Regions from separate parts of the Homo sapiens genome. Here region 1 is linked to region 2. The links are chromatin contacts, found by Hi-C or POLR2A ChIA-PET in ENCODE. All regions are on one chromosome and are shown on one strand. The core of a region is the stretch at or near the end of the contact, and the rest is flanking DNA. Distances in the headings are between cores, read along the strand shown. Region 1 overlaps PRKCE (protein kinase C epsilon). Region 2 overlaps LOC101926974 (a long non-coding RNA gene).

The links. A loop is a pair of places that touch in the nucleus more often than their neighbours do. ChIA-PET counts read pairs that join two places held with the same protein, here RNA polymerase II (POLR2A). Pooled maps may share reads with other maps.
Region 1: a map of heart left ventricle shows a loop between it and region 2 (3-fold over the local background). The contact joins two enhancer-like sites. A Hi-C loop is called at or near these places in 2 of 168 maps with a recorded cell type or tissue (heart left ventricle and heart right ventricle) and 1 of 50 pooled maps. POLR2A ChIA-PET finds 5 or more read pairs at or near these places in 2 of 52 experiments (Caco-2 and endothelial cell of umbilical vein).

The regions. Positions count from the first base shown.
Region 1 is chr2:46,116,947-46,122,024 of GRCh38, forward strand. The region is part of intron 11 of PRKCE (protein kinase C epsilon); the gene reads left to right. Among named protein-coding and RNA genes, the nearest start is that of EPAS1, 180 kb to the right of the region's middle. RefSeq lists an enhancer at 1-1,191. Within about 2 kb of position 2,058, at least 3 of the 41 ENCODE cell types and tissues checked have a DNase peak (open chromatin) inside an H3K27ac peak, as active enhancers do; they include endothelial cell of umbilical vein and heart right ventricle, where a contact is called at or near this core.
Region 2 is chr2:46,272,728-46,278,451 of GRCh38, forward strand. The region is part of intron 2 of LOC101926974 (a long non-coding RNA gene); the gene reads left to right. Among named protein-coding and RNA genes, the nearest start is that of EPAS1, 22 kb to the right of the region's middle. Within about 2 kb of position 3,389, at least 16 of the 41 ENCODE cell types and tissues checked have a DNase peak (open chromatin) inside an H3K27ac peak, as active enhancers do; they include endothelial cell of umbilical vein and heart right ventricle, where a contact is called at or near this core.

The DNA.
Region 1 (5,078 bases), core at 808-3,307, 160 kb before region 2:
TGAAGGGAAGCCAGCAGTCAAGAAAATTATTGGTCAAATTTCACAGAAGAAGGAACATGACACAGAGGATTTTAGTTTTAATAGCTCAGAATCAAATCTGATGTTTCAAGGAAAGTGAAGAGAACAATTGACTATCAAAAGTACTGGAGAATCTGCCACTGAGCTCTTCCCAAAAGCAAGTGAGGGCACCAGAGGGGTGGGAGTTTCTGTCCTTTGCCATAAGGAAATAGACTGACTTTTTTAAACCAACATACCAGAGTTTACACATTCAAATGAGTATTGTCCTCTCCTTTAACTGTCCTTTTGGGAGACTTCATTCTCAGGGCAAAAATACTGCTTTTACATTGAATACATCTACATGCCTCTCTAGGTTTTTATTTGACTACATAGTCTCTTTTGTGGCTAATAATCCTGCTTTGGGAGTAGATCTGATTTCTGAAAATCATTTTGTATCCAAAATAATGTAAGCCTGTAAAGGAAAAACCTGATTTTTCTGAGTTGGCTTTGAAATGATGGATTCTGAAATTAATTCTACATGAGGTCCAGAAATCACATGGGCAGAGATTTCCGGGCTCCCCATGGTACCTTCTGGGGAGCCAGAAGTTCAGCCAAGCTGGGTGATTACTCACCTTTGAGTCAGACACTCCTGGGATGGGATCCTCCCTTCACATGTGGGTCCTAAGCCAGTTCTTTTTACCTTCTGATCCTCAATTTTCTCACTTAAAAGCTGGGATAGTAATAGTATCTACCTCACGGGATTACTGTGAATATTAAATGAGGTGATACTTGGGAAAACACATAGGAAGGGCTTAGTAATTGCTTATTATTATTACTGATCCCTTACATTGCCATAATGTGGAGCCAGGTACATAGTAGGTAATCACTGAATCTTTGTCAACTAGTTGCAGGGTTGTTGCTAAGGATGTCAGGTTTTGACTTGAAAGTACACCTGTATTTAAAGAGTGGGGTCATCTGAGGTAACTCCAAGACTAGAAAAACATTTCTAATCCTCAATCCTGTAAAACACTTCAAAATGGCATTTGTTCACCTCTAAGATCTACCCTAGCTCTAATAGTCCATGAAATCATGATGCTGAATTACATAAAACAAGGGGATTAATGTGAACAATAAGAAAAAATGTTGACCAATAGCATGGATAATTGAAGAATAAATGGTCAGAACCAGGCAACTCTAGAGGAAAAGCTTAGAGGACAGTTTCGTGGAATTATCAACTGGAGAGACTCCTTTGAGGTTGTTTAGAATGACGACATCATTGTTTAACTTGAGCATGGGAACCATCACCAGGAGGAAACCTACCTGAAATTCTACACTCAGAAGAGTTGGCACTTGGGTAGCTGTGGGACACGGTGGAGAAAGAAACTACCCAAAGTTGGCCAAAGAGCTTGTCACTGTTCTACAATGATCTCAAATTGGTAAAGGAGGTTTTCACAGCTTTTCCAAAGGTTTGAAAAAGAAAATAGCTACTGGTGGCTGTGAAAACACTGCATTGGCTGCAAAAATCAGTGTGATCTGGTATCAGAAGCAAGGTGTTAAATATTATCCAAAAAATGCAGACACAATATACTCTTCATGGAAAGCCTTGGACTAACAAAAGAGAAAAATGGAGATGAGACTATTATATGATAATCACTGCCTAACAACTGGCTTCAATAAGGAGGCTCCCCATGCTGTTGTAACCACAGAATACAGAGCATGAAGAAATGGACTTAAGTTACAGCCAAAGAGATGGAGGATGAGACCTAAGGAAAAAGACTTTCTTACCCTTCTTGAAGATAAAGCATAAGAATGAAGATCCCTAGAGATGGATGGGAGTCGCTGTGGAATCTGGCAGTTTGGGCGTTGACCTGTCCGATAGCAAACCCAGAGCAATGGCCCCAGGGAGTCTGGGAGCCTCCAAGAAAGCAGAGACTTCACCCAAGAGTCTCATTCGAACAACCTGACTGAATCTCAGCCTGCAACAGATGGAGCAAAAGTTCCATCTTAGGATGCTGGAGACTAAATGGGTTAGAAGTAGAGGGGGAAGTGCACGAACTCGGCTCCAGGAGGAAGAGAGCAAATGGCCCATGGAAGTTTTCCTATCTCTGGCTCCTTGGAACCATGGAGTCAACACGATAAAATTAGCAGAGCTAAGTAGGCAGATTTGTGGGGTTGGAGGCATAATTGGTCCTGTTTTTCTCTAGTCTTGACCTAACTGAAGTTCACTGGGTATGTAATGGAAAAAAAACAACCAGCTTGATATAAAAATACAGGAAATGCCTGCAATCACTGCTGATTACAGTAGCAGCTTTCCTTCTGTTATTTTTGTGAAAGAGAAAAAAAAAGGGGGGGTTATTAGGGTGTTTTTTTTTCCCTTTCCTAAACTTTGGAAACAACTTGGGCTATTAGTTCTTTTTAGGGCATTCTTTACTCTAGCTAAATGATGTCACTTAATCTTTATAAATAAAGTGGGTGGGGGGAGACATTCAAATTCTTATCATAAATAAAATTCCTGAGTATAAAATACATACAAATGGTTCTAAATATGGTTTATTGGCCCTAAGGGCTTGTGTTTTCCGAATTCCCCTAATTTCTAATCTTTCTAGGCTGAACAGGATAAATTGAGTTTTTAGTGTAGTGCCTCATTTTGCAGTATGGTTTGCATTAGTGCTAGGAGAGGAACATTGTTTCCAGCAATTTATCTCCCAGAAACCATCTCTGCTTAGCAAGTGAAGAAATATTTGCAAAGAGACTCTTTCAACTAGTGATTGAGAAACACGCATTGTTCCGGCAGCAGAGAGACAGTACGTAGATTCTCACTAAAATGGAGCTTGTGAGGAACACTCCACCCAGTGTGTTAGTATCACTACTTATATCTTAATTTTGGCTTCAGGATTCTCAACTCCCGTTGCTAGAATTTAGATAGAACTGTTGAAGTCTGTAATGATAATGTGTCTTTTAAAATGTCACCTTGGAATTTGTTGGATTCTCCTGGCTTTTAGTTGGCGGGTACCCTGGGAGTTTGTAGCTGGGAGGCTCCTTGGGCACCTTTTGGAGATGCTATGCTTTGTCTGTTAAGCCCTGGGGCTCCTTTGTTCATAAGTTTTCAAAAGATGCTGTCATTCTGGGACTTAGAAAACTCTTCTCCCCAACATGAAGCTCAGATAAAAAATAGAATTTGGTTTTTAAGCAGTAGCATTGCTAAGAGGAAACGCACTGACCTCATGTTCAGACACTCATCAACCATAGTCTCTTCACCTCCCCAGTGAAAAGTGGTTCTTGATGTTCCTCTAGCATAATGGTTCTCAACCACTAGTGGTTATTTTACCTCCAGGGAAGATTTGGCAATGTCTAGAGACATTTTTGGTTGCTGAAACTTGGGGATGGGGGCCAGGAGAGTGCTGCTGGCATCTAGTGGGTAGAGGCCAAGGATACTGGTAAACATTCTGCAATGCACAGGACGGTCCTCACAACAAAGATTTATCCAGCCTAACATGTCAGTAGTGCCCAGGCTGGAAAACCCGCTCTAGATGCAAAGTTCTCTGCTCATGTGACTCTGAAGGTTTGGGGGTAGCTGTGAGCTAACAGGTCTCTTGTTTTGGCTAGTAAGATTTATACAGATTTTGCCATGGTGTTTAGGTAGAGTACAGCCATATTTGCAGGTTTTTCAGACCCTGGAGAAATCAGATGTAGATGATGTAGGCTTTTTTAACTCTTCTGAAGATAGGAGAAGGCATAAGGGGAGAGACTTCCATTTGTCATTTCACTTCCTTTCTCTACTCAACACGTTTTTGTAACTTCTCAGATTGTATTGACCTTTCTTTCAAAGGATGCCACCCATGTTTCAAAAACCAGAGGCTTGTCTTCTTTTCCTGTCAACGTTAAGTCAAGAAGTATATTTAATCTATCCATACTGTAAAAACTAGAATAGTCTGAATAGAATCCTGCCTTCTTACCGATGTATTAATATCAGTTTTCCACCACTCACAGCTGTTACGTTTGTTCACCATGAATCTGTGGCACTTGACCTACATGATCAGGAAGATGATTTTTAAAAACCTAACTCAGTCAAAGCTGTAAAATTTATTGTCTAAGAAAGCATAGGAGCCTTTTGGACTACTTGGATTCATTCCCAAAGTAAAACCCTTTCTTTTGAGATAAATTGTGTTTCAACCAAACCAAACTTTTTAAAATGTCACTTTACCATCACAGCTCCATCTAACCAGAGTATCTTCACCCACCCTTTCAGCAACTTTTATGGGGATGTTTATGCCAATAATGCTTTGGCATTCTTGGGGTTAATAAGCTTAAGAATGCACAGGCAGACAATTTTCATTTCCACCTTGGTGCACCCGTTGTAAAGTAGGCGTTGTATTGTTTATGGCCTCTTGGGGCCAGACTGCCTTGAATGTTTTATGGCATGAGATCAGTCCCCATGATCTGAGGTGGGCCCCACCCTGCACACTGAGAGATGTCCCCTGGTTCTGTTCTCTCTGACACCAAGGTGCCTGGCACAGTCATTGCCTGTCTTTGACATACAGGTACCTGCAACTCCCTGCCCAGTCTGTACAGCATCACACAGTGGACTCTGAGATATTATAGAGGGGCCCATAGGGAATTTACAGGACCCGGCATGGTGCTGGGCTTGTAAAAGATGGCTAAAAGATATTGACCAATTGGTGGATGGGAATTCTGGGTTGATGGTCAGGCTCACCAAATTCAATGCAAAGATCATAAACGCTAGGCTTTCAGCACGTGTCAGTGAGCACATTTGAACTGACAACAGACAGGTGTGCCAGCCCTAAATGCATACCTGCAGGGCCTCGTACACCTAAACATGTACTAAACTGATGCTCATGAATGCTGTGGACAGGAGTCAAGATCTGATCATGGAGAAAAGACAGCACTGTTCTTTCTTGCCAGTCAGCTCACTCAGCTGGATTTACAGGGAACTTAAAAGGAGTAAATCAGGCCAAGGGAAATCATTTACATTCACCAGTATTCTTCTCTTTTTTTCACCCTTTTTCCCTCCTTCCCTCCTTTTTTCCCATTGAGATATAATAGGCCTACAGTCGAGTGCA
Region 2 (5,724 bases), core at 2,139-4,638:
TTTCCCTCCATCCGCTGTTTCTATATTTCAGAACTTGGGGCCTGGCACAGTAGTTCACACCTGTAACCCCAATATTTTGGAAGACAGAGGTGGGAGGATTGTTTGAGGTCAGGAATTCAAGACCAGCCTGGGCAACATAGTGAGACCTTTGTCTCTACAAAAAAATTAAAAAATAGTCATGTATGGTTGGTGTGCACCTGTAGTCCCATCTACTCAGGAGGCTGAGGTGAGAGGATCGCTTGACCCCAGGAGATAGAGGCTGCAGTGAGCCAGGATCATGCTACTACACTCCAGCCTAGGCAACAGAGTGAGTCTGCCTCCAAAAAAAGAAAAAAACAGAATTTGGATGGGGAAAACATGATTGTTATGTTTCAACCTCCTCAGGCTCCAACAGGCCCAGAAAGAAACTTAAGAGGCATTTTTAAGAACTGTCTTGAGGCCCAGAGGCACATGGGAAGCTGGGTGCCCAGGGTCTGGAACCCTATTTTACAGAATAGCTGTCTGGGTCTCTAAATCTGTTCTTGGTTGCTTTTTCTCCTTAGGGCCTCTTGACATGTACAGACGCTTGGCTGAGTCCTGGAAGCTGCAGTGTTGACTTAGACACTGTCCTCAGCCCGGTGTAACTACACAGGGTCAAAATGAGTCAGCAGGCACCCCAGGCCCTCATTCGTTTTCCACAGTCTCCTGACGGAAATCTCTGGGCAGACGGGGAGGTATCAAGGAACCACCAGGGAGCTAGGCTGAATTCTGGGTAAGGCAGGAAGGACGATGAGGTGTCTCAGGAAGAAAGTCAGGACACCCCCAGCAGCCATTCTCCCTTTGTAATTAGAGCCCCCACCCACCCAGCTCTCTGGAGATCAGGAGTACTGGCCAACACTTCCTGTTTAGAGCAAACATTTGCTATAGCTGAACTTTGTGTCCAATCCCTGAAATGGGTACATAGGAAGGGCACCCTGAAGCTAAATAAAACATGTATCTTAGGGATCTTAGGTCAGGCTAAACTTTCAGTGTGTACTTCCTGAGCCAATTGTGGAGAATTCTTAGCTTTCCATTTCCCTGAGGAGTTAACACTTGACAACTTTCACGGAGGAGTGATTGGAAAAACATTGCTCTAAAGAAGTCTTGAAATTTCTGGGCCCAATGTGAGCCCCAAATTAAACAATTCTAGTAGGTCACTGTATCTTTAACTGGCTCATCTCTATGACCCAGATGGAGGGAGGGAGCTGCCTGCCTTGGGGACGTTCCTGCCTTACCCAGAATTCAGCCTAGCTCCCTGGTAGCTCCTTGATACCTCCCCGTCTGCCCAGAGATTTCCTTCAGGAGACTGTGGAAAATGGATGAGGGCCTGGGGTGCCTGCTGACTCATTTTGACCCTGTGTAGTTACACCGGGCTGAGGACAGTGGCTAAGTCAACACTGCAGCTTCCAGGACTCAGCCAAGCGTCTGTGCATGTCAAGAAGCCCTAAGTAACTAGCACTGGGTGATTTTACAACTTGGTTAAACGCAAGCTGTCACTTCCATGGCTAGTGGATTGATCATTTACCAATCTTTAAAGAACAGTTCTGTCAAGCAAACCTAACCAATCCTTCTCTGATGTGTCAGACATATTTCAGGATCTCTTGGGATTTCAGAGTACTCTTGGAACTATCATTCCCATTGCACAGATCTGTCCACTAAAAGAGTAGGAAGCTTATGGGAAGAGCTAGTGCATTTAGTCTAGAGAAAGGTTGACTCAGTCTACAAATACAGGAAGGGCCAGACAAATTTGGTCTCTCCCAGGGAGCAGAACCATGTCCAATACATGGAGGGAGGGAGCTGGCTGCCTTGGGGACATTCAAAGAAAGACTGTATATGCATCAGCCAGGATGCATAGAGGGAGTGTTTATGTCTCCCATGAGGGCTGGTTTCCAAGACATTCCCACCTGTTATGGACTGTATTCCCCCAAAATGTATATGTTGAAGCCGTAACCCTCAATGTGATGGTGTTAAGGAGCAGGACCTTTGGGAGGTGATGAGGTTTCGATGAGGTCATGTGGGTGGAGTGTCCATGATGAGGTTAGTGCCCTTATAAAAAGAGGATGAGATACCAGAGCTTCCCAGCCTCCAGAACTGTGAGAAATAAATGTCTTTGACTTAAACCACCGAGTCTAGGGTATTTTGTTACAGCAGCAGGACTGGCTAGGATACCACCCACGAGTCCTTAATTTCATGGAGGTTAAAGAGATGGGGCTGAGTCTACACCAACCTTATGAGATGCCCTGAACATTATAAAAAAGAAAGAAAATTTGCTCCTTTGTCTCCTCTCAAAAGCAGGCAAAAATTCCTATGGTTTGTACTTTCATTGAATTCTGGATAAACAGCAATCTGACAAATCTTCATGTGTTTTCCTGGGATCTGGAAGGTGCTACTTAGCGATGGCCTGGGGGCAGAGGTATGCTGGGCTTCACTGTATCTTATGAGTCTATGAGCATTCTCAAAAGTCCTGCACTCGGAGATTGTAGTGACAGGTAGAGACCCAAATTACCAGGAGGTGACATTGGCTGAACCACTACTGCCAGAGACCACCTCTCAAGTTTTCTTCTTTTCTGTTCATCCAACTTCTCCACCATCTAATTCATGTGGCAACAATTGAGGTCTAGGTCAGAGGCAAAAAATAAAACATGCAGGAGGCCAAGGAAGAAAGGCAGACCCTTTATGTGGGAAGAGCAAGTGGCTCTCTGCATGGTAAGCCTTGAGAGACACTTATAAAGTGCCTTTGTCCCCACTCCCACCCCATCCATGCTCCCTGACCCCTCATTCTGCAAAGCTCTGCCCCACCACACTGCCATGGTGCCTTGGTCTACTGACTAGTTATACAGCAACACCAAGGCTGGATCCAGGGTATTCATTAATTCAGCAAAGCTCCAAGTAGTCATCACAGAAAAAAATATATGAATCTTGTTGTTCTTCCTTATGTTTCCTTTATTTTTCCTTGAAGTGTTTTAAAGTTACAGAAAAGTGAAAAGAACAATATAACCAGCATCCATATTTTCACCACCTAAAACAAGCCTTCTTTCTCCCATTTGCTTCTAATCACTTTATTTTGCAATAAATAAACATTTCAGATAGAGCTAAGTGTCCTTGTATTCTTGCCCCAATCCTACTCTTACATATCTGTTTGTGTCTCTTTCTTTTTATATAAATAAATATAATGTAATTATAAAATTATGAATAGGTACTGGGACACTGGGATATTTTCAGTGCTTGGGGCCCTGTTTAGAGGGACTTTGGGGTCCAGGAGAGACCTGTCACTCAGCAATGAGGTGACCCGCTCCCTGGGCTCGTGCCCAGCAGCCAGTAGGGCCTTGTGACCTCAAGCTCTCTCTCCTCCAGGCGGGAGAAGGCCAGGCAGGCTAGGGCTGCTTCCTAGAAAGCTCCGCCCAGGCTTCCCCTGGCTGGCTGGGGGGAGGCGTTTCCGGGACGCAAGACCCCGGCAGCCTGGCAGGGCCGCCCTGCGGAGGAAGCGCTTTATTCTCCGAGTGGCACGTTCGCCCCAGGCCGTGCCAAGTGCCCCGCTGGGCGGCAGGGAGTAAGGGGAACCCGCGCCACTCTGGGGGGCCCAACTAGGCCTTGGGGTTTGCAGGGAAGCCCGAGGGCACTCATTTGTTGGTGCCCTAATGATGGTAGCATTTCTTGCACACATGCATACGTCTTACAGCTCTGTGCTGGGCACTGGAATTACAAAGACGGTTTCTTCCTTCATTCATTTGTTCCACAGATAGTCATTGAGCCTCTACCTGTGCCAGGCACAGTTGTAGGTGTAGGGGAAACAGCTGGGGAACAAAATATATAAAGGTCTTTGCTCCCCTGGAGTCACATTCCAGCAGACACAATGAGTAATAGACATAAGAAGTGAGCATATTCTACTGTAGATGTTAAGTGCTATGGAAAGAAAAAAAGAAAGAGGACAGCAGGGTCGGGGAAATTAATAATAGAGGGGGGAGTGGGGAGAGAGTTGCCAAATTAGGTCTCTGGGGGAAGAGCATTCTAGGTAGAAGAAACAGAGCATGAAAAACCCTGATATGGGAGCCTGCCTGGTAGAATGTGATTTATGCAGAGATGGTTTCCTCCCTCAGACACTTGAGCCTCATCTGGACTCTCTAAGCTCCCCTAGAGGAAAAAATGTAAAATTTCCCTAAGGCAGGGCCCACAGTGAGTGGCCACATCTGAGCTCCAATGGCTACTATGATCTGCAGGATAAAATTTATACACCTTGGGACACCCACAGGTATCCTCATTATCTGGACCTCGTGTATCACTCCAGTTCCATTTCCCACCCGTTTCTACTTTCTCCCCTGAAGCTTGACCCGTGACTTCTGGTTCTCTAGGTGCACCATGATGCTTTATTTAGGCCTTGGCTCAGAGCATCTCCTGGAATGTAATAAATGTACTTTGCTCCTACCTGCATTTACCCGAGAAGCCCTTACTCTCCCTTTAAGACTCTGTTCAACATCACCCTCTGTGAAGACTTTTTTCATTTCCCTCTGAACATTCCAGCCCCATCCTCTGCTTGTTTGACACCTGGCACAGACCTCAACCGGCAAGTGTCTGGCTACATTGCAGCTATGCATTGACTTGTCTGTGGTCCCACTGGATGTAGTGGTTCTATCTCCCTCACCTCTGTGTCCTCAGCATCCAGCACCTGCCTCGTGCAAAGTAAGTCCTCAAGAAAGACATGCCAGGTGACTGAATGGGCAGTGCTTGGTTGCTCAGGGCCCCTGAGAGGGCCCCGGAGGCCTGCACCAGGCAGCACCTGGCCTGTCTTGAGCTATTTAACAGACTGTATTCACAGCTGTGAACTCCCGGGACAAGGATTTCCTGTGGGTGAGGGACTGGCGGGGAGAAAGGCCCTCCTTTTAACCACAGAAAATGGCAGGCTCGGGGGCATTGTTATCCAAGAGAATAGGAGGAGCCGCCCCTCTCCCTGACCCCACCCTTGCCCTGGGTGCCAGTCTGTACTGGTGCACAACTCCTGGAAACTCTGGTCAGAAATGTGCTTCCTCTCCCTCCCCCAGGGACTCTGAGCACTCCTGGGGCAGTGGCGCCTCAGCTGCTGAGATCAAGGTACACAAAGAGTGTGCTGGGCTGGTGGATTGGCCACCACTCAGCCCCCAAGGCCTGCCCAGTCTTTCCTTGAAAGTCCTTCGCCACTGGTCCTTTTCTTCCCATTCCCACCTCCACAGTCCTAATCCATGCCCCTGGCATCTCATCTGGATGGCATGAATGTCTCTGACTCACCACCTTGTCTCCAGTCCCTACCAGTTCCTACTGTCTCCTGCCAATGTTTAGAATCACCTTCAGATACCTCTTTTCAAAGTCACCTCTTTGTTTGGAAATGTGCAGCAGATGCCTCTCATTGTCCAAAGGACAAAGTCTGGACACTCAAACCTGGCATTCTTAGTCCTTTGCAAACTGACCCCAACTCTCTTGTGTGTACTTTTCCCTACTTCTCCCCTTCACCAGCCTCCTTCCAACAGTCTACACACTGTCCCTCAAATGTCCCAGCTCTGTGCTTTACCCGTCCTGAAAGCCTTTCCCAATCCTCTGTGGCAGTCCAGCCCTAACAATCCTTCTGCACTCCCAGACAGTCCTGGCTCAAGCCATGTCTGAGCTCTGTGTCCTTTGTGCATATACCTCTACAACAGTTATTTGATAACCAATTGGATGGTCAATCTTGAAAACTTT